Linked DNA regions of Homo sapiens: region 2 is linked to region 1. Evidence: read pairs that join two places in POLR2A ChIA-PET (ENCODE). Cell type or tissue: K562. All regions are shown on one strand. Links, peaks and the distances in the headings refer to the core of each region. The heading gives the core; the rest is flanking DNA.

What was found. ChIA-PET counts read pairs that join two places held together with the same protein. Peaks named below come from ENCODE experiments on the same cell type or tissue, not always from the same donor. Only the 100,000 strongest peaks of a DNase experiment are listed, where the experiment ranks them.
Region 2: POLR2A ChIA-PET joins it to region 1 with 5 read pairs; 2 of 35 experiments call an interaction of 5 or more read pairs at or near these places.

Annotation. Positions count from the first base shown.
Region 1 is chr1:182,307,447-182,323,424 of GRCh38, forward strand. It overlaps LINC01344 (long intergenic non-protein coding RNA 1344), which reads right to left and starts at 6,615. Exons shown (of 3, transcript NR_104175.1): 1 at 6,502-6,615; 2 at 6,044-6,339. In K562, for the core only: no CTCF peak of the experiment used is centred there; DNase peaks (open chromatin) are centred at 7,485 and 7,926.
Region 2 is chr1:182,102,905-182,118,882 of GRCh38, forward strand. It overlaps LOC105371642 (a long non-coding RNA gene), which reads left to right and starts at 7,167. Exons shown (of 3, transcript XR_922341.3): 1 at 7,167-7,306; 2 at 12,347-12,448; 3 at 14,607-15,744. In K562, for the core only: no CTCF peak of the experiment used is centred there; a DNase peak (open chromatin) is centred at 11,976; H3K27me3 peaks cover 4,399 bases.

The DNA of each region.
Region 1 (15,978 bases), core at 3,419-11,418:
GGTGGAAGGAACACTTGAACCCAGGAGGTAAGGCTGCAGTGAGCCAAGATCATACCATTGCACTCCAGCCTGGGTGACAGAGTAAAACCCTGTCTCAAACAAACAAACAAAAAATAAGTAAATATTCTGTTAATCAAAGGACACCATTAAAAGAATAAAAAAGGCTGGGTGCGGTGGCTCACACCTGTAATCCTAGCTTTGGAAAGCCAAGGTAGATGGATCGCTTGAGCCTAGGAGTGCGAGACCAGACTGGGCAATATAGTGAGACCCCATCTCTACAAAAAATAAAATAAAAAATTAGCCAGGCCTGGTGGCATGTTCCTGTAGTCCCAGCTACTTGGGAGGCTGAGGCGGGAGGATTGCTTAAGCCCGGGAGGCGGAGGTTGCAGTGAACTGAGATCGCGCCACTGCACTCCAGCCTGGATGAGAGTGAGACACTGTCTCAATAAATAAATAAATAAGCAAGCCACTAAGTGAGATAATGTATTTGGAATCATAACCAATATTCTTAAAGAACTCTTGGAAATTAGTAAGAAAAAAAAAAGATAGCTCAGTGTGAAAGTGGGCAATAAAACTTGAATTAAACCTTCCTTTCTGTATTTATTTATTCTGAGATGGAGTCTCACTCTGTCGCCCAGGCCGGAGTGCAGTGGCACAATCTTGGCTCACTGCAACCTCCACCTCCTGGGTTCAAGCAATTCTCCTGCCTCAGCCTCCCGAGTAACGGATTACAGGCACGCACCACCACATCCGGCTAATTTTTTGTGTTTTCAGTAGAGATGGGGTTTCACCCTGTTGGCCAGGCTGGTCTTGAACTCCTGACCTCAAGTGATCCACCTGCCTCGGCCTCCCAAAGTGCTGCAATTACAGGTATGAGCCATCACTCCTGGCCTATTTTTATTATTTTAGAGATGGAAGTCTCACTATGTTGTCCAGGCTGGTCTCGAGCTCCTGAGCTCAAGTCATCCTCCCGCCTCAGCCTCTCAAAAGTGCTAGGATTACAGGCGTGAGCCACCACAACAGGCCTTTATATATTTATTTATTTATTTATTTGTGACAGATGCGAGCCAATGTGCCTGGTGAATTAAACCTTCTTTATCATAAAGCATTACAAACACTGAAGTATTTTTGACTACACTTGTTTCTTTTGTCTATCTTTAATAAAGATAATTCATTCATGCAGTTTCAATGTTTTATATCTTTGCACAACTTTCTATATAAATAAAATCACAAATCAGGATAAAAACAATTCTTTTGAGCCGTAGTTTGTCCTCTTTGGAGTTTGGAAAATATACCCACAATAATTACTCCATCTAGTCTAGCTCCCCATTCGCCTGAGCCTTTATCTGACAAATGAACTCCCGGTTCTCAGGATTTCCAAATGTTCCAATAAAAACATGGAAAGGAATGATTCCCTCTCTGTCTTCAAGGATGAGGCAGATATTCTTGTTCAGATAAAGCCTCCCAGCCTCCAGGCACCTAGGCAAAGTAAAAAAACTCATCTTTCTTCATCTCTTCTGGGACTGTCTCAGAAAGCTGGATTTTTTCCCCATGCAAATTCCTCCTCCCCCACACTACCACATTCTTTGAAAATCAAAAAGTCCAAGAGTAGAGTTAGGCATGGGTGGCACACACTTGTAATCCCAGCTATGTGGAGGCTGAGGAGGGAGGATTACTTAAGAAAAAGCAAAAAAAAAAAAAAAAAAATTGAGTTGAGTTATAGTTTTACCAAGTCTTTGTGAATACAGAATACTTAAAGTGGCAAAGCCAGCCTGGAAAACATGGGAGAGACATAGACCCAGGTAGATACTGAATGCTTACCAGATGTCAGGCAGTATACTAGTATACCAGATGTCAGGCAGTAGACTAGATAAGTATGTCACTACTCTCAAGGGGCTTATAGTTTAGTATGAATGATCAATAATAACAGCCAGAATAAAATCTTCATTTATGTAGTGCTTACACTGTGCAAGACATTGTGCAAAGCATTTGAACATATATTTTTAATATATAATATATACAGTATATTATATATGGCTTTAACACATTTTTTCATATTTTTAATAACTTTAATCTTCACAGCACATTTAGGAAGAAGATATTGTTTTTAATCCCCTTTTTGATCAGTATATTGAGAGGTTAAGTAACTTGGCCAAGGTCAAGTAGTAAGAATTCAGACTAAGAGTTGAAACTAACACAATTAGAAGCGGGTAATAACAAGTGCATAGATTAGACAGCCAGAATGTACATAAAAGCGTGCTAGGAACACAAAAGAGGGACGACCTTTAGCCCAGCCTGGACAAGTCCAAATCTTCCTGGAGGAGGTGATATTTGAGCCACACTGAATGGTGGGTGGATTAGGAAGTCAGGCAAGGGGGAGGGCATTCCAGGCAGGAATTTCAGCACCCTGGGAGAAGCAGAGGTGTGAGACAACAAACCAGTGTGGCTGTGGATACATGTGGGAGACAAAAGCAGAGGCGTGGGAGGGCAACACCACAAGGCGCTTCATAGGCCGGCAAAGGAGTGTGAAGATTTGGGCCTTATCCCGAAAGCAGCAAGAGTCCCCAGGAGGATTTTAAGTAGGGAACTGCCTAAGTCAGATTTGGATGATGCTAGAGATGATCTGCAAAGTGGGAGGTGGTGAAGAAGCAGGGTAGGAAGCCTGGGAAGCCAGGGGAAAGAACTATTAGGGAACTAAAAACGTGTCTACTTACCTCAGAACCATACGCCACCACCATCTGTGGCCAAGGCAGCCTCACCCTAGTTTCTGACCTCACAAACAGCAGAGGTCATCTCCCTTCCCCTCCCAATTCATGGCATCCAGCCTTCTTCACCCTGCACTAAATACTTTTTCCTCTACGGGACTGTTAACTTTAGCCTTTTTTAAAACAGCTTTATTGAAATACGATTCGCATGCCATACAACTCAACATTTGAAGTATTCAATTCAATAGCTTTTAGTATATTCACAGAGTTGTGTATCCATCACCACGATCACTTTTAGAATATTTTCATTATCTCCAAAATAAACTTCCTACCCTTTAGCCACCATCCTCCAACTCCCCCATTCCCCTCAGCCCTAGGCAGCCACTACTCTACTTTCTGCCTCTACAGATTTGTCTATTGCGGACATTTTATATAAATGTAACTATACAATATGAGGTCCTTAGTGACTGGCTTCTGTCACTTTGCATAATGTTTCCAAGGTTCATCCATGTTATTGCATGTATCAGTATTTTATTCCTTTTTCTTGTTGAATAATATTCTACTGTATGAATATACCACATTTTATATATCTTTTAATCAGTTGATAGACTAAGCCTTGGTTTTTAAACCAACCACTGTCAAAAAGGATGGGTTTGCCATGGTTGGCTTTTGTAATCCTCCTCCATCCTTATAGCTTCAGTGCCAGTTCCTCCAACTGAAGTAGTGACTCACACAAAAGGACAGACATGTGGATGCTAATGTTTCCTACACTAGATTATAAACCCCATGAGGGAAGGACATTTGGGCATCGTGCAAGTGAGGCATGGTAGACAGCAAAGAGCTTAAGCTTTGGTTATATATATATCTCTATACACACACAAACATATATATACATATATACACACATACATACACACACACATATATATATGTATATGTATATATAGAGAGAGACAGAAAGAGGGAGAAAAGCTCACTCTGCCACCCAGGCTGGAGTGCAATGGCACCATCATAGCTCACTGCAGCCTTGAACTCCTGAGTTCAAGGGAACCTTCCACCTCAGCCTCCTGAGTAGCTGGGACTACATGTGTGTGCCACTATGCTCAGCTAATTTGTTTTTATTGTTTTGCAGAGATGAGGTCTCACTATGTCGCCCAGGCTGGTCTCAAAGTCCTGAGCTCAAGTGATCCTCCTTCCTTGGTCTCCCAAAGTGCTAGGATTATAAGCATAAGCCAAAGCTCTTGGCCAGCACCTACAATTTGGAATCAAAGAATCCTGGATGTGGATTTCAGCTAAACAACTATCGGATATGCAGCTTCTTAGGTCCCTTGCTGTAAAGTGTGAATAATAATACAGGGTGATTGAGCACTAGTGGTTCTGTAGGTAAAGTGTACTTTGTAAATTGTACCTATTATTATTAATATTACTATTTTTTTTTTTTTTGAGATGGAGTCTCACTCACTGTGTTGCCCAGGCTAGAGTGCAGTGGCGCGATCTCAGCTCACTGTAACCTCTGTCTCCTGGGCTCAAGCAATTTTCCTGCCTCAGTCTCCCAAGTAGTTGGGATTACAGGCATGCACCACCATGCCTGGCTAATTTTTGTATTTTCAGTAGAGACGGGGTTTTACCATGTTGGCCAGGCTGGTCTCGAACTCCTGGCCTCAAGTGATCTGCCCACCTCAGCCCCCCAAAGTGCTGGGATTACAGATATGAGCCAGAGCCCAGCCAATTGTAGCTATTATTGCTCTTATTATTATACAGACCCTTTATGATTTGGCCTCTACCTACTACTTTGGGCTCACCTCCTGTCAAATCTCCCCTTGCCTTAAACTTTATACTCCATCAATATCAAACTGCTCATTTTTTTTGTTTGTTTGTGTTTTTTTTTTTTTTTTTTTTTTTTTTTGAGACGGAGTCTCGCTCTGTCGCCCAGGCTGGAGTGCAGTGGCACGATCTCCGCTCACTGCAAACTCTGCCTCCCGGGTTCGCACCATTCTCCTGCCTCAGCCTCCCAAGTAGCTGGGACCACAGGCACCCGCCACCACGCCGGGCTAATTTTTTGTGTTTTTAGTAGAGACGGGGTTTCACCGTGTTAGCCAGGATGGTCTCGATCTCCTGACCTCGTGATACGCCCACCTTGGCCTCCCAAAGTGCTGGGATTACAGGTGTGAGCCACCGCGCCCGACCATATTTTTTAGTTAAATGTTATTTGGTTTCACGCACCCATACCTTTTACATGAAGTCTGAAATGCCTAAAACACCACACCTCCCCTGCTTGTCATGGGAATTCCATTCCCTTTGTTTTGTTTGTTGGTTTGTTTTTTATGAGATGGTGTCTGGCTATGTTGCCCACCCTGGAGTACAATGGCCATTCGCAGGCACCATCATTGCACATTACATGCTCTAACTCTTGGGCTCAAGCAATCCTCCTACCTCAGCCTCCCAAATAGCTGGGACTATAGGCATGCACCTCTGCACCTGGTCCCATCTGTGTTTCACAACCCATCCTAGGCATCAGCTTCTGAAGGAAGACTTTCTTCCTATTCTATCTCCTGGTCAGTCCTTCTGCTGTGCTTTCTCTATGTCTTGCATCTAGTACGTGCTTCTATTCATGTACTTATCCCTCTGACTACATCATACAGTGTGTTTCTCTGATTGTTTACCTGTCTTCTGGATTATGAGTCTCTTTGGGGCAGAGGCTGTACCTATAGCACATGGCCCAGTGCCTAGAATATAGTAAAAGATCAATATATTTCCACTGAACAAATGATATAACAGAGAGCAGAAGTCTAAATAGCCCCTAGGTTTTTGATAGTACCAGTCTCTAAGACTGGAACAAAGGACAGCTGGTTTAGGAATTAAATTCACCCAATGAAAGTCTAGCAGGCAGTTTAATACGTGTGTCTGAAAATCAGATGACAGATAAGGACCTCATATGCACTTTGGAGAGCTAATCCCACCGTTTTCAAATCCATGTCTACATGGAAACTGAAGTCATGATTTTGGTTATCAATGCCCCAAAACTGTGAATAGAGTGAGTAAAGGAGGAAACTAAGGACTTCCAGGAATACCCATTTCAAAGGGCAGCCAAAGGAGGTGAAGATTAAAAGATAATCAGCCAGAAATACAGAACAAGAACCAAGGAAGAGAGGTGTCCCCAAAAGCCAAAGAAAAACAGAATTTCAAGAGATGCGGATGCTCCATAGTTACAAGTGGATTTGGAGGTCATCAGGAATTTAGTGGAAGCGATTTCAGCAAAATATCAGGGGATTGGGGTGGTTGGGATTGCAGATGGCTATGGAAAAGAGAAAAAAGGAGGAAAAGGAGGATTCACCTACCTGATCACTCAGAAAAAGCCTCTCTTCCCTGCTAACAGATTTTAAGGCTGTATTTGTAGCTTCCCAAAGGACAGTCAGCTCCTCTAGAAGTCCATGGCAAGAACAACTTCATGGTGGACTTTTTGCTTCCAGGAGATCAAATAATTTTCCAGTGTGATTGATGCCTCTCCTCACTTCAACTCAGAAGAATAGTCTTCAGTTTATGTAAATTGAATCCCACAGATGGAGTGGCATCTTCAAAGCACGTAACAGATGGATGGTACCTGAACCCTAATTCCAGACCCTCTCAGAGGTCCCTGGAAAAAAAAAACAAAAACGCAATGTGCGTATATTTTGCCATAAACTAGATGAAATCCAAAAAATGGTTAAGGAGGAAGAGCTAGGCCTAATTGATCTTAAAAGCCTCAGTGGTCTCTAGGGTAGATAGGTGCCAAAGTGAGAACATAGGAATCATTTACCACAGGTGCTGGTTTCTACAATCTTAATATGTCATACATGTAAGCCTTTTCTCTACAGTTAGGCTATGAGAGCCTTGGAGAGAATGGGCATCCCCAAAGTACTAGACATGCAGTAGGAACTTATTAGACAATAGAATGTTTAGACAAAGGAATGACCTTAGAGACCATCTGGCTCAGCTGTGCCAAATCATCCTTTGTAAGTGTTTTCTTGTTGACTTGTCAGGCTTTGCCACTCAATTATAAATTCTTCTAGGGGAGATCCCTAACTTGTCTATCTTTCCTTTGGCAGTGCCCAGCAAGCAAAGGGTTTGGCCGTAAAAGGTGCTCACTAAATTTTTTTAAAAAGTATTTCATCTATATACTACCACTAGATGTTTGATGAATGGAGAAATGCACTCATAAAATCTCCAAAGCATGAAATGAAGCAATGAGGAAGCCTTCCTTCCAGATACTGGATTTAATGTCACTTCCTGAAAGAGGTCTTTACTGAGTGGGTACGCACTTTAATTGTTCCACAGAACTTCTCAGCTTACCTGTGCTTCGTTTGTTTTGTATTATTTATTTATTTATTTTTTGTAGAGACTGGGTCTTGCTGTGTTGCCCAAGCTGGTCTTGAACTCCTGGGCTCAAGTGATCCTCCCACCTCAGCCTCCCAAGTAGCTGTGACTACAGGCACCAACCACCATGTCTGGCTCTTGTTTATTTTTCAATTGTCTGCCCTTCTACTAGAATGTAAATTTCCAGAAGTTGGGGATCTTGCATATCTTGTTTAACACTGTAGTCAATTTACAGCCCTAGCAAGCCTGGGGCATAGCAGGAACTTAACATTTGTGGAATGAATGAATGGCTGAATGAGTAAGTGGAGCTGAAAGTAGGTTAGAATGGAAGACTCAGATCCAGTGAAGGGAGCAAAGCCATGGGCCAGGTCCTCCTGCCTAGGGCTCTTTTGTCCCCAGAACTAGTCACCTCCAAGCCTTATCTCCTTCTCCCCTCACCCACTCTCCCATCCCACAGCAATGGGGGCAGGGCCTCTGGCTTCAGAGCTTATTAAAGTCTCCATAGATAAGTAAATTCTGTTGGGTTGAATTGTGCCCCAGGCTACCAAGATTAATTAGGTGAGCCCAGCTAATGAGTTAACTGAGTTTTTACTTTTCCCTCATTTGAAGTTTTAATCCCCTTCTGTCTCCAGAAGCCCTTAAAAGGAGAGCTAGGAAAAAAATCATTAGGGTGTTTCAAGTCCCCACAGTGATTTCCCTTACAACACCATGCTTTGACTACAAGTTCTGCAATTGCTCCTCCACACAAGCAGAAAGGTTTTTAGGTTTGTTTTTAGGTGGACTGGTGGATGAGAAGACTTCCCCTCCAGCTTCCTAGTCCACATGATGCCAGAGAGTCGCAGCAGGACTGGGTGAGACCAGGTTCTGGCGACCTTCTGCCTTGTTTACTTAATTTACTGCTTGTGTCAAGACGGTTCTGGGAAAGTTGCTTATGTCACCTCCTAAGAGTAAGGGAAAATCTCTGGCTGCTGAAGCTGCTTATCCCTACTGTGGCCGTTCCGGGTTACCCACTTCTTCCTAATCCCAATTTGCCTTCCTTGTCTAGCTGCTAGGGGCTAGATGGCTCAAGGGATTTCTTTTGTTGATATTGCTGTTGGTGAGATTGCATTTTGCTTTGTCTTTCTCCTAACTCAAAACAGATGGAACAGGGAAATAAAGAATGGTTGATAATCCTAGTCACTTATCTTTGGTAAATTTCAAAGGGTAAGTGGAGGCAAATAAACAATCATTCAGTAAACAAGTATAGTTGTTTTTTTTTTTTTTTTGAGACAGAGTTTGGCTCTGTCACCCAGACTGGAGTGCAGTGGTGCCATCTCGGTTGACCACAACCTCCACCTCCCAGGTTCAAACCATCCTCCCAAGTAGGTGGGACTACAGGCGCATGCCACCATGCCTGGCTAATTTTTTTTTTTTTTTGTATTTTTGGCAGAGACAGGGTTTCCCCATGTTGCCTAGGCTGGTCTCGAACTCCTGGGCTCAAGCAATCCTCCTGCCTCAGCCTCCCAAAGTGCTGGGATTACAGGTATGAACCACCATGCCCGAACACAAGTACAGTATTTAATGCACATTAAGGAGGGCTTAAAATGATCCATATTAGGCTGGGCATAGTAGCTCATGCCTATAATCCCAGAACTTTGGGAGGCCCAGGCAGGTGGATTGCTTGAAGTCAGGAGTTCAAGACCAGCCTGGGTAACATGGTGAAACCCTGTCTCTAGAAAAAATTTTAAAATTAGCCGGGTGTGATGGTACACACCTGTGGTCCCAGCTACTCAGGAGGCTGAGGTGGCAGGATCTCTTGAGCCTGGGAGGTTGAGGCTGCTGTAAGCTGTGATTGGGACACTGCACTGCACTCCAGCCTAGGCAACAGAGTGACTCCCTATTAAAAAAAGAAAGAAAGAAGCAGAAGCAGAAGAAGAGAAGAAGAAGAGGTAGAGGAAGAGGAGGAAGAAGAGGAAGAAGAAGAGGAAGAGGAAGAAGAAAAGAAGAAGAAAGAAGAAGAAGAAAAGAAGAAGAAGAAGAAAAGAAGAAGAAAAGAAGAAGAAAAGAAGAAGAAAAGAAGAAGAAGAAGAAGAAGAAGAAGAAGAAGAAGAAGAAGAAGAAGAAGAAGAAGAAGAAGAAGAAGAAGAGGAAGAAGAAGAAGAGGAAAAGAAAGGAGAAGGAGAAGGAGAAGAAGGAGAAGGAGAAGAAGAAAAAGAAGACGACAAACAAAAAACCGAAATGCTTGGCCAGAAATAGAGTGGAGGCCATGTGACTGGAGCAGTGTGGCTGTGGGAGAGAGGAATGAGAAGACTTAAAAGAGGTGAGCAGGAGCCAGAACACCGGGGACTCTGTAGGCCATGGTAGGTGGCTTGATGGAATTCCAGGAACAAAGGAGAGTGGCCCAAGGGATGCCAGCAGGAAAGCCTTGTGATCTAATTTGCAATTGCAAAAGATTTCCCTGTCTTCTACATGGAGAATGAATTAGAATGCAGCAAGAGAAGATACACAGAAACTAGTCAGAGGAGGTATTGGGGTTGACCAGGTGAGAGATGGCAGAGGCTTGGCTAGGGTGATGATAGTGAAGGTAGGGAGATGTGAATGACATCAAGGACATGATCTGAAAGTGGGACTGACAGGGCCTGCTAATAGATTATGAAGAGTAAGAAGGAGAGAGAAATCAAGAATGCTGTCTTTGATTCTGTCCCGAACACATGCATCTCTACTCCCTTCTCCATCCCTAACCCCTTCCTCTGTCATCCACATCCCAAGAGTTTCCAGTCTCCCTGAGTCTTTGGTCAGAAAACCAATTTTCCTGGGCATTGGACAAAAATTTGTCTCCAGGATTTCAAACCAGCAGATATATCTCTTCTCCTTCTGCCTGGGACTGTGGACTCCTGAAATCTGTAAGTATTTTGCAAGTTCTCTTACCAGGACCACATTCTTGAGAAGAGGGTTCCTGTGACTCTGGGCCAAAGAAGTGCTGAGAAGGTAGTCCTCTTCAAATCACTCACAGCCCTAAACAGGTGAATCAGCCTCGACTGGCATGTGAATTTGTCCCACTGATTGAAAGAGTAGAAATTTATGCTAGTGGCAGGTGCCAACCAACAGTAGATTCAACATAAGAATTCAGAAAGGCAAACCTATGTGCATGTCATTATAAAAACAACTGTGACAACAAAAGGCACCAGTCCAATTTAAGACATAAGCTCCTAAGGAACAAATTTCCTAACAAGACTTCCTTGTTTGCTCTATGCAAATGTTGAGGCTTATTGCACATTTGACACAAAGACTAGACTTTATGTGAAAATTCACACAAACATTTCAATTGCCTAGTGGCTTGAAAACTAAAGGAGAGGTCTGTTGTGTATGTGTGGGGTGAGGGTGTGGCAGTGAACTGGGGCAACAGGCAGACCGTACAAAAAAGAGGGTGGATTTAATGGTGGCAAATGCCTGATCCTAACCCTTTCTCCCTGCCCCCAGGGTGAAGGATAATATGAGCCTTGCCATTCAGCAACTACACTAGAATAGAATTAATAGCACTTGTGCTGCCCAGAAAGCCATTCTCTGAACAGATGGCATTTCCCAGAAGGACTAAAGCCTAACAAGCCTGAGCTTAAATCCTGGAATTGGCTGGCTCACAATAACTATGAAGGAAGAAAAATCCCCTGTTTGGTTTGGCTTTCAGTCTCTCCTAGGCCAGGAATCAACGCTTCATGAACTGAGGAGATGGAAAGATAGAGCCTCTAATGTATACCAGATCGGGCCACAAAACCTTCTCAGCAATGGGCATACATCCTAGGCCTGGCTCTCTATAAATATCCGATGGCTCCTTGGGAAGGAAGCTGGACTGTCTCTCCAGTTCAGGCCCATTTCCTTTTCTGACACTTTCCAATGCCTTCACTGGAGGGCTGCCATGTAGCCTAAATGCTGGAATACCATGACCTGAAGCCTGTCTCCAAAGAGACTCTCAGAGGAAGGGAATGTCATCTCCTCATCAAATCCAATATATTAAGAAATGGCAGGGAGAATCTCAGTGAAGATGGATGTAGGGAGAAAGGTTATGAAAAAGAGAAGTCAACAGCTGAGTTCAAACCAATTCAGACCCTCTTTGGACAACCAGTGGGACTTCAGACACTCACCTGGGAACCTGATGGTATCTCATTGCTAACCTTACATGACTCACTTTCCAAGTGATGTCCATGCCCTTCACCAACATCTTTTAAGTGTCATTTACTTGTGTTTTGGGACCAAAGTGTTACAACTACATCTTCATATTTAATTGAAAAGGTTTATTTTTTTCTAAATCAGAACTGGCCTTTCAGTCAATGGCGTGACAACTTCCCTAAAACTAGTAAGGACAAGAAAAAAAATTTTTTTTAAGAGACAGTGTTGACAAAGAGACTCTGTCTCAAAAGAAAACAACAACAATAACAACAAACCAAAGAGACAGGATCTCACTCTGTCGCCCAGGCTAGAGTGCAGTGGTGTGATCACAACTCACTGTAGCCTCGAACTCCCAGACTCAAGCGATCCTCCCTCCTCAGCCTCTTAAGTAGCTAGGACTACAGGTACACATTCCCATGCCCAGCAAATATTTTATTTTTGGCGGGGAGAGATGGGGTCTCACTAGGCTGCCCAGGCTGGTCTTGTACTCCTGGGCTCAAGCGATCCTGTCACTGTGGCCTCCCAAAGTGCTGGGATTACAGGCGTGAGCAGCCACAGCACCGGACAGAAAATTTGATTTTAAATTTAATTTTTTTTTTTTAGAGACTGGGTCCCATTCTGTCACCCAAGCTGGAGTATAGTGGCACTGTCATATAGTTCACTGCACCCTAGACTACCTAGGCTCAAGAGATCCTCCCACCTCAGCCTCGAAAATGCTGAGGGGCGTGAGTCTCCACTCCCAGCTAAAACAGAAAATTCTAATAGGCTGGAGCCCCACAGCATTCTGATAATATCGTATGCACATAACAGGTGTAATCTGAGTCAGGCTGTCGGATCTAATCTCGTGCCTGGAGAGCAGAGATCTAGAAATCATGTCTTAGATTTGAATTTCACCTTTGCCATTGAGTTGTAGGACTTTATTTTCTTTGTTTTATTTATTTTTTGTTTTCTTTGAGTTGTAAGACTTTTGACAGGTCACCCCTTCTTTTTACTGCCCACTCACATAGATGAATTTAGAACAACCAGTTCGAAAACAGGTACGATGGCCAGGTGCAGTGGCTCACACCTGTAATCCCAGCACTTTGGGAGGCTGAGGCGAATGGATCACTTGAGGTCACGAGTTCGAGAACAGCCTGCCAACATGGTGAAACACCATCTCTACTAAAAATACAAAAATTAGCCAGGCATGGTGGTGTGCGCCTATAGTCCCAGCTACTCGGGAGGCTGAGGCACGAGAACCTGTAGAACCTGGATGGCAGGGGCTGCAGTGAGCCGAGATTGCACCACTGCACTCCAACCTGGTGACAGACAGACTCCGTCTCAAAAAAAAGGTATGGCAGGGGAGGCAACAACAACAAAAAAATAGACACAATTCTAGTTACCTAACACTGCATCATTCTGTGAGTGTCTTAAGGATTGCAGATGGGGGTTTGTGTAAATCACTTGCATTTGAATAAAACAGATATGCACATATGAAAAATTCACTTAGCAATAAGCAAAGATTTAATCTCTGATACAATTTTGAACAATATCCTGACAGTTCACAAATCTTTTTTTTTTTTTTTTTTTTTTTGAGGCGGAGTCTCGCTCTGTCGCCCAGGCTGGAGTGCAGTGGCGGGATCTCGGCTCACTGCAAGCTCCGCCTCCCGGGTTCATGCCATTCTCCTGCCTCAGCCTCCCAGGTAGCTGGGACTACAGGCGCCCGCCACTACGCCCGGCTAATTTTTTGTATTTTTAGTAGAGACGGGGTTTCACCGTTTTAGCCGGGATGGTCTCGATCTCCTGACCTCGTGATTCGCCCGCCTCGGCCTCCCAAAGTGCTGGGATTACAGGCGTGAGCCACCGCGCCCGGCCCACAAATCTTAAAAATTCACTGGTACATCTTGGTGGTCTGTTTTTCTGAGTCTTTCAGATCATTCAGTCTTGCACAAGCAGCAGCTGCAATCTACCGGGAGGGAGATTCTGCAATGGGAAACCACATTGCTCATGCTGGGCAAACAGACCTGTCATTTCTAGAGACCTGGAATGATCCTGCCTGCCTGGCTGCAAGGCAGGGAGGAAAGCAGCATTCATCTATTCAATAGCCTGGTGGATAAAACAACCCCATTGCCAGGTGTGGCGGCTCACGCCTGTAATCCCAACACTTTGGGAGGCAGAGGTGGGCAGATCACCTGAGGTCAGGAGTTCAAGACCAGCCTGGCCAACATGGTGAAACCCCCATCTCTACTAAAAATACAAAAATTAGCTGGGCATCGTGGTGGGTGCCTGTAATCCCAGCTACTTGTGAGGCTGAGGCAGGAGAATTGCTTGAACCCAGGAGACGGAGGTTGCAGTGAGCCGACATGATGCCACTGCACTCCAGCCTGGGCAACAGAATGAGACTCTGTCTCAAAACAAACAAACAAACAAACAAAAAAAACCATTGAAGTGGAGGTTTGGAGGACTTAGAGACTTAACTATCCTTTAAATTATAACTGAGAAGTTAAATTGGGTATGTTTTTAGAGAAATTTGACTTTCTCAGAAGGAAAGTGAAAAATATAAAATCCAGAGAGAAATACAAAGTATAGTCAGATCAGTAATTCTTAGCTTATTTTTTTTTTTTGCAGTCTGTCCTAAGGTGACATTTTGTGTGTTATTTGTTTATTGTTTATCATTTAGTTCTCTCACTAGAATGTAAGTGCTATGAGGGTAGGAACATGTGTATTTTATTTCCATATTTCCATTACATTACCTGGCCCTAGTAGAGTGCCTTCCATAAAATAAGCATTCAAAAAAAAATTGTTGAATGAATGAATAATGAATGAATGATTCAGACTTTTTCACGTCCTAGACCCCTTTTTAAAAAATCAGTGGAAGTGGCTGGGCACGGTGGCTCATGCCTGTTATCCCAGCACTTTGGGAGGCCAAGGCAGGTGGATCACCTGAGGTCAGCAGTTCAAGGCCAGCCTGACCAACGTGGTGAAACACTGTCTCTATTAAAAATACAAAAATTAGCTGGGCATGATGGTGGGCGCCTGTAATTCCAGCTACTCAAGAGGCTGAGGCAGGAGAATCGCTTGAACCCGGGAGGTGGAGGTTGCAGTGAGCTGAGATTGTGCCACTGTACTCCAACCTGGCCGACAGAGGGAGACTCCATCTCAAAAAAAAAAAAAATCGGTGGAAGTTATGATTCTTACCTTATCCCCAAAATACATATATTCAAAAATGTAAAATATATGTTATTATATTACATAATTTATACATATATAATTACAATACATATTATTACATTTTTATATCTATCTATCTATCTATCTCTAATTGAATCTTCTCATGCAAAGGTCCCAGTTTGCAAAAGACATTCCTGCTTCACCAATGGTATCTGTTATCCCTAAAAAGCACATAAACAAAAGCTCTGCTGTCATTCTCCTTGGAAAAAATCCTTTTTTTTTTTTGGTAGAGACTGGGTTTCCCTCTGTTGCCCAGGCTTGTCTCAAAGTCCTGGCTTCAAGCAATCCCCCAGCCTTGACTTACCAAAATAGGATTACAGGCATGAGCCACCACGCCCCAGCCCAGAGGAGCAATTCTGAAGAGGCTTAAGACTGGGACTTTTGGGTCTTCTGACTCCCAGGATAAAACATCTGACATTGGCTCTTAGAGACATATGAAAGGTCCTGGGTCATTCCAGACATGTGACCAGTAAAAGGAGCCCTTCGGTGAAAGGGAAGAGAAAAAAAACTCTAAATTTGGACTCAGAAAACTTGAGTTCTAACTCAGCTCTTGTGCCATACTGGCTGTAGAATCATAGCTAGGTAATGGACTTCTCTGAGCCTCAGTTTCCTCATGTGAATGAAGAGGTCTGGCCTAGGCCCAGCATTCCACATTACAGTATCATAACTTCTAAACCAGGCAAATGAAGGAGCGACAGAGCTTCAGATGAAACAGGATGTTACTATGTAGTTAAAATGTCCATTTTGTAGCAGTGCTCCCTTGCTATGAAAAGAGAGCATGACTTATGCTGAAGCACAAGAAACTTTAAGTAAGATAACAGAAAGGACTCTCAATAATATAAGGACTGTGAGACAGAGTCAGACATGTGGGTGCTTGCAGAATATCCCTCAGAAGGTGTAGTGGGATGAGGGCCAACATTCATCTCTCAGATGATCTGTTCTAGTATTTGCTGGAAAAAGATCCTCAAGTCCAGTTGCCTCCAAAATCCACCCACTCTTTGGGTCAGGCATGGTGGCTCACGCCTGTAATCCCAGCACTTTGGGAGGCCAAAGTGGGAGGATCACCTGACGCCAGGAGTTTAAGACCAGCCTGGGCAACATAGTGTGATCCCATCTGTAGAAAATATTACAGCTTTTTAAAAAAATTTTAAATCTGCCCACTCTCTGACCCTAGGAATATCCCTAGGCTTACGTTTTCCACAAATAAGATTTTATTTTATTATTTGAGACGGCGTCTCACTCTGTTGCCCTGGCTGGAGTGCAATGGTGCAATCTTGGCTCACTGCAACCTCTGCCTCTCGGGTTCAAGTGATTCTCCTGCCTCAGCGTCCTCAGTAGCTGGGATTACAGGTGTGCATCACCACGCCTGGCTAATTCTTGTGTTTTTCGTAGAAATGGGGTGTCACCATGTTGGCCAGGCTGGTCTCGAACTCCTGACCTCAAGTGGTCCGCCCGCATCAGCCTCCTAAAGTGCTGGGATTACAGGCGTGAGCCATTGCGCCTGGCCACCACAAATAAGACTTTAAGTGAAAAATTTCTACATTTATTCTAATGCTTTGGGAAAAAG
Region 2 (15,978 bases), core at 4,132-12,131, 200 kb before region 1:
GCCTCATCCTCCCAAGTAGCTGGGACTACAGGCGCCCACCACCATGCCCAGCTAATTTTTTGTATTTTTAGTAGAGACGGGGTTTCACCGTGTTAGCCAGGATGGTCTCGATCTCCTGACCTCGTGATCTGCCCGCCTTGGCCTCCCAAAGTGCTGAGATTACAGGCGTGAGCCACCACTGCCAGTTTGTTTTTATTCCAGAATGTCTTGGTTGTGTTTATCCCTTTGCATTTCCATAAAAACTTTAGAATCAGCTTGTCAATTTCCACAAAAGAAAAACTGTTATTTTCTTTCTTTCTTTTTTTTGGTTGTGGCAGGGAGATTGCATTGAATCTGTAGATCAGTTTTGGGGAAAATGATGTTTTCACATTTTTTTATTCTAATTTCCATCATGATTTCTTTGAAGTTTCAAGCATATGAGGATTTTTTAGTTATCTCTTTGTCACTTTTTCCCCGGAGAAATACTTGGAATTACTTCAATATTTTGCAATTTATTGAGACTTACATTATGACCTACCATATAGTAAATTTCTGTGAATTTTCCTTGTGTGCTTGGAAAAAAATTGTACCCTGCAATTATAGTGTGCATGTCTTGTAAGTATTCTTTAGGTCAAGTGTATTTGATTGTGTTGTTCAAATCTATATGATTAATAATGTTTGTCTGCTAGTTATACCATTTGCTGTGAGAAGTATGTTAAAAGTCTACCATTTGTGATAGTGAATTTGTTTTTCTGTTTTCTTTTGTATATTTTGAGGCTATGTTAGCAGTATGTAGAAAATTAGAATTATATTTTCCTGGTGAATTCAACTTTATCATAATGAAGTAGGTCTTTCTTATCCCCAACAGTGCCTTTTTATGGTACATGTTTAAGGTTTATACCATGCTGTTTTGATATACATATACATAGTGAAATGATTACTTATAGTTAAGCAAATTAATCTATCACTGTATATGTATATACATATATGTGTATATATACATATATGTATACATATATACATATACATGCACACACATATATTACACACACATATATGTATGTTTATATACAGATGAAGTTTGATATATACAGATGAATACTGATTACACATGTATATGCATATACATGTGTGTATATGTACACATACATATACACACATATATGTATGTTTATATACAGATGAATTTTGATTATTTCACTTTTCCCATTTATTAACTTGGAAGTTACCTGTTTTTACTAATTTTACTAATTACTAGTTTTTACTAATTCTTTTAGATGTTAATTCATTGATTTCCTCTCCCAATCATTGTTATTGTGAATTTTGATTCTCTGTACATTTTAAACTCCCCATACTTTGTACTACCGTTTTGTATGGTTGATATTTATTTAGACTCAACCACATATTTATTCTTGACTTGCTTTTCATTCTTCCCTTGATCTCCAACTTGCTAACTGAAATACTTTTTTGTTTTGTCTGAAGAACTTTTTAATGTTTTCTTCAGTTATGAGTCTGCTGGTGACAATTTCCTTGGTTTTTGTTTTAATGCAGTTTTTCTTACAAATTCTTGGCTGGGTCCTGTGGCTTACGCCTGTAATCCTACACTTTGGGAGGCTGAGGCAGGAGGATTGCTTGAGCCCAGGAGTTTGAGACCAGCCTGAGCAATATAGTGTGACCCCATCCAATACAAAAATACAAAAATTAGCCAGGTGTGTTGGTGTGCACCTATAGTCTCAGACACTTGGGAGGCTGAGGTGACCCAGGAGTCAGAGGTTGCAGTGAGCCGAGATTGTGCCACTGCCTTCCAGCCTGGGCAACAGAGAGACACCCTGTCTGAAAACAAAATGAAATCAAATAACTTAAAAAAATCTTCATTCTTGATAGATTTTTAAATTCTTATCATAACATTTTAGATGGGCAGCTATTTTATTTCAGCCTTTTAAAGATGTAATTTCACTGCCTCTTGGCTTCCACTGTTGAGAAGTCAGCTCTAAGTCTTACTGTTGCTCTTTTGAGAGTAATCTGTCCCTTTTTCTCTAGTTGTATTTGAGTTTGAAAATTTCTCAGCCACTACTTCTTCAGATATTGCTTCCATTATTTCCTCCTTTTATTTGCCTGCTGATACTCTAACTACACATATACTAGATCTTCCCACTATATCTTCTACACCTCTTACCATCTCTTGTAGACTTTCCATCCTTTTCCTCTTCATGCTTTATTCTATGATTGTCTTCTGACCTATCTTCCACTTCACAAATTTTCTCTTCAGTTGGGTCTCAACAATTGCTAAAGTTATTCATTGAGTTCTTAATTTTGACTACTATATTTTTTAATTCTAGAACTTCTTTTTGTTTCTTTTATATAGTTTCTAGTTTGCTAAGTCCTTAATCATTTATTTTCTTGAAAAAATAACAGCACATGTTATATACTTCTGTTCACCTCTATGGATATATCTTCACTCTCTCCACTCTGCTGCCTCTCCAGGAACCTGATCTGCATGGACTGTATCAATTAACTTTCTTGTCCTCTGGCTTCTAGCTGTGTTTGGCTAAAGTAAAGTACCAGTAGGACCACAGGGAAGGAGGAGAGTGAGATTCGGTACTGATTTACCTGATCTCTTCCTGTGGGGTCACTGTGGGCTGGCCACATTCCCTGACCATAGACTCTCTGTCTCTAGATTCTGATAGTTCCTCCCTCCCTGTAACTCTTCAAGCCTACAGGTGGTAAAGCCTCCTCATTGTTCATAGCCCCAGAGTATTGGACCCCATCTCTCCCCATCACAACCCATACTTTTGAAAATTATTCCTTTATTAAGGAATAATATTATCCCTCATATTATCATAGTTTGATGGTTCCATCTGTGTCTGGTTGGAAATCTGACTGACACAACATGTTTATATTATAAAATGTTTTTGGTTATTTAAATAATCAGACTCTATGTGGATCTGTAAGACTTCATGTGGATCTATTTCTACTGTCCTTGTTTCTGCTATTTTATTAGTCATATTTTCCTGTTTCATGTGGCTATTTTTTTATTTTTTTAATTTTTATGTATTTACTTTTTTTGAGATGGGGTTGAGAATGGCTAATTTTTGTATTTTTGGTGGAGATGGGGTGTTGCTATGTTGCCCAGGCTGGTCTCAAACTCCTAACCTCAAGTGATTCACCCACCTTGGCCTCCCAAAGTGCTGGGATTACAGGCATGAGCCACCGTACCTGCCCTCATGTGGCTATATTTAAATTATGTGCTAATAATTGTACGTGCAGAATTGCTTATAGAAATGTATTCTTCATTGAGAAAGGACTTACATTTGCTTTTGCCAGGCAGTTGAGATTATTGTAAACTGAAGTGTCTAGGAAGCCTTATGTAGTTCAAGTTCATTCTTCTTCAGTATCTCAACTTGAAATGGGGAGATTTACCAGCAACTCTCCTCATCTTGGCAGGCCCTAGAATATAATCCATTCCCTTAATTTAGCCTCTTACCCTTTCTCCAACCCCTCATGAATTGCCAAATGCTCCCAGGATAGAGCAGCCTTATCTTCCAATTTACCTTTTTAAGCCTCCAAATTGGTTCAGTAATTATATTCTCTCTCTTGTTGGTTCTCATTTTTTTTAAAAAAAAAAAAGTTTCTGGTTATCTTCAACAGGAAAATTGCTCTGAATTAATTTTCCTTCTTCAAACTTGGCTAGTCTAACTAATTTATCTAGGGTGATGCATCTAGAATAGCTCAGATAAGCCTAGCCATAAATCCTGTACTCTTTTGTTTAACACTAAACCATCTTTAGCCTCAACTGAAAAAACTGATTGTTTAAAATTGAACCCGAATTTTGCACTGCTAGCTACAAAAGTCAAAATAATTTAATATGCAAATGTGAGTCTCTTAAGGATGTTCTCCATATCTCATTTGCTTTTATATCCTTAGCACTTAGCATAGTATGTATTCAGACAGTATTTGTAAGTAAAAGAAAGAATAAGTAAAAGGATGAAATACATAAAATTCAAATGAAGATAGTTTCTATATGGATTATATTTCTCAACCTAAATTAATCCTCATCTAGTATATCAGGTGTCTTCCTTGTTCAATTTTCCTTTTCAAGATAAAATTTTTAAATGGTATAAGTGGAACACGTCTATAAATTCCAGGCTTCCATTCTCTGCTCCCCTATCCCAAATATTACAAGAGATTATCAAGATCAAGACTAGCCTAGTTTCTTTCTAGGAGTCCCTAGGACTGGGGAAGACTATCGGATGGTGGTCCAGTGCCAAATACTAGAAGGACCTATTCCTGTCAATCCAGCTTCAACATGCCTCAAACTGGACTCAGCATCATCTCCTTTTCCCTTACTAATTTATTCTCCTTCTCTGTGTTTACTACCGTATCTGGTGTCACTGCATCATCCTCCCAGTTGCCTGTACCAGAATCCTAGGGGTTATCTCTTATTGCATCCTATCCAAATCACCAAGCTTGGTGAGTCAGTGTCTACATATTTCTCACATTTGCCCCACCCCGAATATCTCTACTGTGACTGCTCTAATGTGAGTTCTCATCACTATTCACCTGGAGGTCAGCATTGGCCTTTTAACTGGTCTCACCTTTATCCTCTCTGGACCATCCCCACAGAGAGATCAAACACTGACACAACATTGCCTAAAGCCCTTTGGTGCTTTCCTACTGTCCACAGACAGTCTAAGCTCCTTGCCACAGTTGGTAAACTCTCCATAATCTGGCCCTTACCTATCTCTCAAACCTCCTTTTCCACTGTTCACCTTTGTGAGGTCCGTGGTCTAAAACTGCCAAACATATTACGTACACTTCCAAGTATTCCTGCTGTTCCTTCTGCATGAATTTCTCTTCCCTTACTTCTCCCCCTATTTAAAACTTTACTTATTCTTCAAGAATCACCTTCTGCCTCTTGAGTCTAGTCCAAGTGGCCCTTCCACATGCTCCTATGGCAAAGTGTCATCAAAACACATAATTAGCCTGTAATCTCAGCACTTTGGGATGCCAAGGCAGGCAGATCACTTGAGGTCAGGAGTTCAAGACCAGCCTGATCAACATGGTAAGACCCTATCTCTACAAAAAATACAAAAATTAGCCAGATGTGGTGGTGCATGCCCACAATCCCAGCTACTTGGGAGGCTGAAGCAGGAGAATAGCTTGAACCCGGGAGGTGGAGGTTGCAGTGAGCCAAGATCTTGCCACTGCACTCCAGCCTGGATGACAGAGCAAGGCTCCGTCTAAAACAAACAAACAAACAAAACAAGACCACCCCACATAATCAGTTTTTTATGACTGTCACCCTCACCTATCTGTAAGAAACTTGAAGCACTCCAGCTTAATGGTGGCATTTAATAGGCCCTTAGTAACAGTTTGAAAAACTAAATTGAATAATAATCATTAAGATTAATCAAAATTAGAATTTATATTGTCTAGGTGTCTTAGTCATTTCGATGGGTGGGGTTTATTTTGTTGTTCCTTGAGTGTATTTTTCTCTTAATTTTAAATAATATCTATAACTATGAATATTATATTTTAAAGATCCATTATATTTTCTAGCTTATAAATGGGTGATTATCATATTATTTTCAAAGCTTTTTTTTTTTTTAAACACAGCAAGATAGGCACGTTGATACTGAGCTCTCGTTTGCTCATTTTGGGGCCCTCACATATTTTGACATTTTTTTCATCTTCTCCATCAAAAGAGACTCAGTGTTCTGTAGGATGGTGCTCCATTTGTTAATATATTATCGTTATTAATATGTTACCTTCCTTCCTAGTGGGATTGGAACGTACATTGTTTTATGCCTTTATTCATTCCTCATCCTAACCAATTCCTTATATTTATGTCATGGAACCATCTCCCTGGTACCTCAGAGTAAAACTCTTCTCTCAGCAGAAATGATAAGTTCCCTAGTTGGTTATTTCAGTTGCTGGAGCAGTAGCTAGTGAGGGTCTCTGCCCCCTGCGATTAATCCAGACGATCGCTATCAACTTTCTCACCTTTGCTCTAAAAACCCCAGCTTCCCTTAGCTTTATAACAATAATGGTGATGCCTATTGCCAGTGATTTGAAGAAGCGACCCAGGGAAGAAGGGAGTGAATGCTTTTTACAAATGACTGGTTCTCCATTTGGTTTTATTGCTTATTCTCTTACAACTTATAACCCCCAAAAGGCAAAAGAAAAGTTCATTAGTTCAGTGTCTGACAGCTCAGAAACGAGTAACCCAACACATTTGTGTCCCCTCCATTGATTTAACCCTTGTCGTAAGTTGAATTTTCAAATAATGTCCACAGCTATATTTCTAGTCTCACATATTGTTCTGGAACCTTGCCACCTCCATCTGCAATAAGAAATGAAGTCCATCTCCCCTTCGCTTTGTGACTGCTTCAATGGGTATAGTGTCATGGAAATGATACTGAATAACTTCTAAAGTTAGGTTATGAAAGGCAACCTGGCCAGGCATGGTGGCTCATGCCTGTAATCCCAGCACTTTGGGAGGCCAAGGCGGGTGGATCACTTGAGCTCAGGAGATGGAAACCAGCCTGGGCAACATGGCAAAACCCTGTCTCTACTAAACATACAAAAATTAGCTGGGCGTAGCCAGGCGTGGTGACTCACGCCTGTAATCCCAGCACTTTGGGAGGCCGAGGCGGGCGGATCACAAGGTCGGGAGATCGAGACCATCCTGGCTAACATGATGAAACCCCGTCTCTACTAAAAATACAAAAAATTAGCTGGGCGCAGTGGCAGGCGCCTGTAGTCCCAGCTACTCGGGAGGCTGAGGCAGGAAAATAGTGTGAACCCGGGAGGCGGAGCTTGCAGTGTGCCGAGATCGCGCCACTGCACTCTAGCCTAGGTGACAGAGCAAGACTCCGTCTCAAAAAAAAAAAAAAAAAAAAAAATTAGCTGGGCTTGGTGGCACATGCCTGTAGTCCCAGCCACTTGGGAGGCTGAGGTGGGAGGATTGCTTGAGCCCAGGAGGCAGAGGTTACATTGAGCCAAGATTGTGCCACTGCACTCCAGCCTGGATAATAGAGTGAAAATGTGTGGCGGGGAGCGGGGGCGGGGAGGCAACCCACACCTTGGGAACACTGAGCTGCTCTTTATGATGATATCCAATTACCCTGAAGCTGCATGTTGGAAAGGTCATGTGGAGATATCATGTAGAGGGAGAGAGAGGCCCAATGAACCCCAGCTATTTTAGCTCTCATTTTTGCATCTTCCCAGTGAACTGACAGACAAAGGCTGGGAGCTGGAAACTTCTGAAGGCTCATTCACTTGCATGTCTGTCATGAAGCTTCAGGGCAGCTCCAGCTGATGCCAGGTGAGCAAAGATGAGCTATTTTCTCTATACCCTGCCAAAACTGCAGATTTGTGTGTGAAACAAATGCTGTTTTAAGCCACTACATTTTTGGAGGGGTTCTTATGCAGGAATATGTAATGAGAACACCCCTAATGACCTGAGCTCAAACCAGAAGTATTATTTAATCCCTTTTCTGTAAAAAAGTAGAAATTTAGGTTCTTGATGTGCTCTTTATGGCAGACAGAAATGACAAGTCAGAGTGTTTTAAACTCTTTGTTTCCAGGCTACTGGGTGAATATAACACAGGAGATATTTATTCAGGGCCTCTGGGAAGCTAGAGAAAGAAAGAATAATTAAAGTGGTCCAGAAGGAAGAGAAGCATGTGACAGGCTATGCCTGGTACCTCCAGACCAGAGGGTAAGGGATGACCATTCCTTTCTTGTACATGTGTATCACATTCCTGATTTTCCAAAAACGGTATTCACCACCCCCAGAGAAGAACGCGAAAGTCCTGCTTTTCAGAGTGCATGATTCTTTCCACAGAGAAAGAAGATTCCCCCCTCCCTTCCTCTCCTCTCCTTGCTACTTACTATATTTCTAGCGCTCGTGCCTCCATGATTAGAAGACAGGTGGATGACTGTCCATGGTGCTGCCCTCTGCTTACTGCACCAGACCATGTTTTGTTCCTTCACAGGAACCCACATCCACAGGCTCTGTGACTTACAAAGACAAAGGCATCCTAGATGCCTACATGATCTAGAATGTGTCACTAGGTCTTGTACATTTGTTGCAGATGGGATATAAAGAACGTCTAAAAGGGAAGACCACCCTTTGTTCTTTTCTTTACTCCAGTACCTTACCTTTCCTCCTCTATCTCTTTCCTTCACCCCATGCCCTCTCCCTACAGGCCTCTTTTATTGCTGTGCCAGATCGTTAAGTGGAGGTAGAAAGTGGATGGCAGTGGCAGGGTCCTGAGGGTCCAGAGGATAGGACTATGCTTCACAGTTATCCAGGTGGCAGCTGTGGTGAGGGCTGACAGAGATGCTCCATCTGAAGCCAGACCTGCATACCAATCCAGCCTCTGATGTTTGATTGCTGTGTGAGTGAAGCAGTCACTGAGTCACATTTTTTCTCATCTGTAGACAGACAACTCAGGCAGAGCAATGTGATGAGGATTAAGTGGGGTGCTGTATTAGAATCTTGTAAACTACAAAACATTCGGCTAATGAAGGGTTACTTCCTTCTATGGGGGCCCCAAAAAGAGATTAAAAAGTGGTAAAAGGATGAGTCCAAGGAACTACTGAAGGCTGCAGCAATGATGGGACCGATGAGGAGGGAGAAGTCCCCAGAGGCAGAGGAAATCTGGACCAGAGTCCTAGCCAGCTGGGTCTCATGGAGCTAACCTAGCAGAGAGAGAAAGAGGCTCACCTGGAGTTGGGCGGATGCCCAAAAGAAGGCGGCAGGCAAGGCTCAGAGCTGAAAGGGAGGAACAATTGTAATAATAGCAGCCATGTGCCAAGCCCTGGCCAAATGCCAGCCACTGTGCAAGGCTTACATGCTCATTTAATTCTCACAACAACTCTGAGGCACGTGTTACTATCCTCATTTTACACAGTGGAGAATGAGGTTCTGATAGGCCCAAGAAATTTCTAAAAATCTCACGGCCAGGAAATGGCAAAATCTGGATTCAAATCTAGGGTTTTCTATTTATTTATTTATTTATCTTGAGATGGAGTCATGTTCTGTCACCCAGGCTGGAGTGCAATGGCGTGATCTCGGGTCACTGCAACCTCCACCTCCCAGGTTCAAGCAATTCTTTTGCCTCAGCCTCCCAAGTAGTTGGAATTATGGGTGCCTGCCACCATGCCCAATTAATTTTTTTATTTTTAGTAGAGTTGGGGTTTTGCCCTGTTGATCAGGCTGGTCTCCGACTCCTGACCTCAGGTGATCCACCCGCCTCAGCCTCCCAATGTGCTGGGATTATAGGCATGAGCCACTGCGCCCAGTCCAAATCTAGGGTTTTCTTACACCTAACTAAGCCAAAGTTAGCAAGCTTGAGATAAGATTTTTGGGTTTTGTTTGGGTTTTTTTCATGATTTCTTTTCAAGACAGAGTTTCACTCTTGTCACCCAGGCTGGAGTGCAATGGCACAATCTCAGCTCACTGCAACCTCCACCTCCTGGGTTCAAGCGATTCTCCTGCCTCAGTCTCCCAAGTACCTGGGATTACAGGTGCCCACCACCATGTTCAACTAATTTTTGTATTTTTAGTAGAGACGGGTTTTCACTATGTTGGCCACGCTGGTCTCAAACTCCTGACCTCAGGTGATTCACCCTCCTTGGCCTCCCAAAGTGCTGGGATTACAGGTGTGAGCCATTGTGCTCGGCCGATTTTTTTTTTTTTTTAATAACAAAGAGAAGCATCAGATCAGAAGAACCTAATGTGAGGCAGACTCCAAAGCCAAGGGATCAAAGAACAGGGTGAGCAAAACAAGAGAGGGTAGGGGGACAAGTCAGAAAGGGGTCTGTGCGAGCACCAGAAACATGCACATACCCTCTTCCCTGTGGAGTGGCTCATGGGTGGGCCAGGCACTTTTAAAGAGCTGGGAACAGAGCAATCTTCTGCAGCCTGTTCTCATGTGAGGACCAGAAAAGTTTCCGCGTGGGTCTCCCTGTGCTCGTGTTCCCATCTCGTCATTGTAATTGATAGCATTAGTGCATGGTATCAACCAGCATTTGCCAATGTTTGTTCTGTGGGACCTTAGTTCTGCAGGGTTAATAGATACAACTTGGAATGAAGATTCAGTTAAATTCACTTCAGTTTAACACACTTAGTGAATACCCACAAACAGAGCTATGAAGTGTGTATTCGACCATGAACAATAGGTGAAGTCTCTGTTTTCATGGAGCTTGTAGACCAGATGTTCAGTAAGTTTGGAAAATGTTACGCCACAGTGATATCGGTTTCTTTACTGCAAACATTTCAGGGTCTTATTATGCTAATAATCATTGTGACTTTATAAGAGTGGGGTAGAGTATATAGCGTTCCCCCATGATATCTATCCATGGAATCCTATTTTACTTGTTGTAAAGTCTCTTCTTGTGGCTCCCAGGCTAGTGTTCTTTTTTCTTTCTTTTTTTTTTTTTTGAGATGGAGTTTTGCTCTTGTCACCCAGTGGAGTGCAATGGTGCAATCTCAGCTCACTGCAACCTCTGCCTCTTGGGTTCAAGCAATCCTCCAGCCTCAGTCTCCCTAATAGCTGGAATTACATGCACCCACCACCACGCCTGGCAAATTTTTTTATTTTTAGTAGAGACGGGGTTTCACCATGTTGGTCAGGCTGGTCTCGAACTCCTGACCTCAGGTGATCCTGCCTCGGCCTCCCAGAGTGCTGGGATTACAGACATGAGCCACTGCGCCCAGCCCAGGGCTAGTATTCTACAGAACAAGCTTGCAGGGGATGCTAGGGCAGACAGAGAATGATACACACCCCTTCACCTCCCTTCATTTTACCACAATACTGGTAGTGTGGCCAAAAGGAATGATGGGGAACACATAAGCCCAGAACATGGCAGCCAGGTGACACAACTATGGGGGTAAGGGTGCCATTCATGGATGCCAAGTGATGGCTGCCTCTCAACACTGAGCCTGATGAAGAGTCAAGACTACCTGGAAATCGCCACAGGTGAGCCCACGGAAGGTGTGTGCTTCTCTGAACAGGATTGAGAAGCTCACTGGGCCAAAGATATAGCAGGAGAAGGAGAAACAGAAAGTGGAGCCTTGGGAGAGGGAAAGTCCTTTGCTCCTAGGCCATAAGAGAGGGGGAGGATTTTCTGTCACAGTCCTGTGGGAGGACCTAGGTGGCAGCTGCCCTGGCGTAGGGGAACTGCATATCCTGTCTTATAGATATAAAGAGAAGTGCTCCTGGAGCCAGCGTGGGGCTTTGTATGCCAGCAATCAAAGTTTATCACTCAGGCAAACAAGCCAGAGGAAAAGAGCTGACAAATGGCTAGCATTTCCCCCGCTTTCTTCTCCAGGAAGACGTTTTGGTCTTGGTTTCCCTCTGGGTTTTTCCTCTCTCTGATCTCTCTTGCCCTCACGCAGTGTTCCCTGCCCAGGCATTACATAACAGCCTGGACTGCAGGGAACACCTATACAAGAGGCCATGACAGTTAGACAATGGGCAGGCACAGGCTGCCCTGAGAAAATGGAGTCATTCATGAGCTGTGTGAGAGGCGGCTCTGTTCCCAGCTTGGCTCACTGGTAAATGAAGTGCGCTGGGGACAAAGAGGGAAACTTTACACTCTAGCAATTTTCCCACAGTGGCAGGCTCACAGAAAAACAAGGCACTAGTTGGCTTAGAGGAGAAAAGGCAACCATATCCATAGACTTTGCTTTCTCCCCCAGATTGCCGTCTTGTGCCAAAACCACAGAATAAACTCCCAGGGAGGGAACAGCAAGGCTATACTCGCTCTGGGTCTCAAACGACAGAAGCCAGAGAAAAGATGTGGGTCTGCCTTCGGCTTCTGTTTCCATGGCTGCTTGATGGGTTTTCATTTCTGATCAGCTCACATTTGACCTCTGATCTAGGTCACCACCTTAGAGGGAAGGAATGTTTTCAGTCGAGATGATCATCCTGAGATAAATAATAACGGCTCCCCCTATCGCAGCTGCTCAGCAGGGTCGGGGAGCACCTTCCTCTAACACAGCCGGCTGGCTCGCCTGATCTTAGGGGCTCTTCAGCCCACACTGCTTAGGGCTGTGTGTGGAGTCACACCTGGAGAATACTTTGCTGTGGGGCCCAGGGCCTCTTTGGGTGGGAATCTATGCTGCAGCTGCAGGTATAGTGCTGTCCTATAGACCATAAGGTGCTAAAAATTTAACCAAAAAGTTATTGAGTGTCTTATAGTGGGTGTTTTATATAAGACTAAATTTTATGTCAAGAAAATACCAAGGTTATTACAAATAATCTTATATGTTAAAAACAATTACCAAATCCCAGCAATGACCTACTTACCTATTTAAAGAAATACCAAGCTCTTATCCAACTTACCTATTTAGGGACTTCTGGAGTCCATTACAGAGCTACTCAACCCACGGCAGTAATCCTCCCTCTGAGAATACTACTGTAATCCTCAAGTGCAGAGTAGAGACTACTGTGCGGTAAGTATTATAAGGTATTAAGATACCTCTCTATCCACCCTGGAATCTTGCCTTCCTCCCCAGTCCTAGAGAGACCCACAGGATAATGAGGGAAGGGAATTAGGTGGTATAAAATGTTTCCTAAATGATAAATGGACGCCAATGCCATCCAGCCTGGAAATACATGTACATGTAAAATGGACCTGGGTTTGCCAGCTCAGCCTCATACAGGAAGACTCTATCCTTCTGAGCACCAAGCCTACAACATGAGTAAATGCCGGTTGCTTAGGAATACAGAGGTTAAATGCTCTGGGTCAGACAGATGGGCCTGGATCCTAATTTCAAAACTTAGTAGCTGTGTGACCTCAAAGGAGTTGCTTCACTTTTGCTGCCTCCACTGTATTGTCATAGTGGTCACAATATTTAGGAAGGTGGGCTAGGACAGACCAAGCATCTCTCCTGGGAGTGCTGAAGGAAGTGGACACCAGGGCGACCCCCTCTCTGGGGCCATTCTTAGCCAAGAGTCCCTGCCCACAGCACTGAATACCCTCATGAGACCAGTGGCCATTTTTTGAGGAGAATCCCCATTAACCTGGGAAAACTTCACAACAGACCAACATCATTTCCTGCATTGGGGCTTGGAAACCACTGCATGAAATAATTTATCTGTTACTGTTTAATCCTATACTGGCTTTAGTTATATTATTTATAGAGACACCTTTAAAGTTTTCTCCTTTATGCATCAGGTGTAGCTAGGCAACGTTCGCTACATCTACGTGCCTCCCCTAACTGTTTCCACTTCAGCATTTGAGGGAAGAATCAAAAGCCCTTGGGCTTGGAGATGCTCAGAGAATAGGCACGAGGCAATATTTTCTGAGCTCTCACCACATCCCGGGTACCATGCTAGACTTGTGTACCTATGGTACTCCCAACAGAGTGAGGCAGAGAGGTGATGCAGTGGGTTAGAGCCTAAGAATGGAGACTGGAAACCTATGGGAGCATGTGCTAACCAGGGTGGTGGTGACCAGAGAAGGCTTTCCAGAGGAAGAGATAGCCAAGCTGAGTCTTGATGAATAGCCAGGTGCAGGTGTGGTGGTGCACCCAGGCAGAAGGAGTACAGCAAGAAAGGACTTGGCCAGCCCAGAGAGCCTGCCTGTCTGATGTGTTGCAGTAGATCCACAGAGCTGCAGAATTGGAAGAGGTGGTGAGGGAGGAGGGGGAGAATAGGAAGGCAGGAGCCAGGTCTCCATAACGCTCCTAATTCCCTCTGGGACATCATCTGTCCCTCAACAATGCCTCTAATAGAGATATCTGCTGCTCTAAACATTTACTGATGCCTTAATCTTTCAAGCAGAATGGTAAAGAAGAAAAAGCCTGTGGGTACCTCCTCGCATGTGTTGTTTGTTTATTGTGAGACAAGGTCTAACTCTGTCACCCAGGCTGGAGTGCAGTGGCACCATCACGGCTCACTGCAGCCTTGACCTCCTGAACTCAAGCAATCCTCCTACCTCAGCCTCCTGAGTAGCTGGGACTACAGGCATGCACCACCACACCCAGCTAATTTTTGTATTTTTTGTGGAGATGGGGTCTTACCATGTTGCCCAGGCTGGGATTCCTCACATGTTTTCACATAAGTAGTCCCTATACTTGCCTTGTTCTTTCCAATTGAAGAGAATTCTTCAGGCAATTAATTTTATGCTTCCACAACGATGTCTCTTCTCCCCACTGCTCTTTGAAGCTGATCTTTGTTGGAAAAATTATTTTTCATCAAATTGATCTAGATTACTCATTGACTAGCTTGTTGACCATAGTTGCTTCTCAAAAAAAGCTCACCTGTTAAGCTTAACAATAGGTACCAGTATTGAACTAGTATTATATGCCTGGCATGATGCTGGGTGCTTCTGAAACATTTTCATTCAATACGCATAGCAAATTAATGAGGAAGACACTATGATCATTTCCCCTTACAGATGAGAAAAATAAAGCTTGATAAAATAACAGCTTATACGTGACAGAACTGGATTTTAATCTATTTGATTCCAAAATCACCACTCTTAGCCAATTCACTCCACTGCTATTATAAATTGTTTTTGAGAACAACTTAAAAGAAAGACATGTGGCTGTTGCTGCATGATGGACAACCAAGTTTTTTGACCAGAAAACATTTTGCCCCTTGCAGAAAGAACTCGGGAAAGCAGCAGGCAGTCTGGAATGGCAATGGGAAGATCCAAAGGCAGCAAAGGCTTCTCTCCGCCATGTGAAAGGCCTGAGTTTAGATACTTCAGGGAAGTTTTAATGCCAACCTTCTGTAAAATCCCCATTCTCTAATGTATGGCTTTAATTAACAATCATGTATCAATATTTGTTAATCATAACAAATGTACCATACTCCTGTGAGATGTTATCAACAGGAAAAATTGAAGGAGAGGTGCATGGAGCTCTGTACTATCCTTGCAATTTTTCTGTAAATCTAAAACTGTTGTAAAAAATAAAGTCAGGGGAGGAGCAAAAAGAAAAAACGTTTATTTTTTATTGAAAAGAAAAACCCTCATTCTCCACAGCCACATCCATATTTCAGAATTGTTCTTAGAAACTTCCAGAAACAATTCATTTACTGTATATAACATTATGGCCTAGATTAAACTGATCAGTAATTATTAATGCTTAACGTTAGTGCGGAAGCTCAAAAATTATATACTAGAGTGTTTGTGTAACTCTAAATCTTAAGATACATGTCAGTGATACCCGAAGCTTCTTTTTTTTTTTATTTTATAGAGAAAACATAATTGACAAAATGGTCACATACTTTTTAAACTTTGTTTTCGACATCTTTGGGAATTGTAACCATTGAACCCCATGTTCCTGATTCAAGCTCCTCTGTGCATCTCTTAAGAGTTGTTGAATTGAAGTCATAATGCCTGGGATGGAAGAAAAGGCTTCCAAGGGGCTGATCTCACAAATCAGCGGATAGGCTGACCAGTTACTCTGTTTGTTCTCAGGCATGTGAAAGCGTTCTCTGGTCCTAAACATCCTGTTCTAGTTGTGCCCCATTTGTTGAGGGGTTGAGGGTGGCATTGATGCAGTCTCCATGCTTTAACTAGGCTGCTATTACCTATTACCTGCCTGCCTCAGCTTCCAACTACCACCCAGGTTAAGAGGGCATGTCTGATGAAGAAACCACCTCCCTTAGTCAAGATGATTCAACTTCATTCTACTCTCATCCCCTTTCTCCAGGTGGAAATCTGAGGGTCTGAGGAGGAGACAGAGAGAGAAAGGGGACGCAAAAAGGCTCAATTCTCAGGCTTCTGTCCCAACAACATCAGTATTATCTTCATAAATTTAAAAAATATATAGCTTTATATTATATATAAAGTCATATATATAACTATATATAACTATAACTATATATATAACTATATATATAACTATATATATAACTATATATATAACTATATATATAACTATATATATATAAAACAATGTAGAAAGACTGGTCAACGTGAGTTTCATTATTATCCAGAAAGCCAGCAGGAGTTGGATGAGCTCATTCA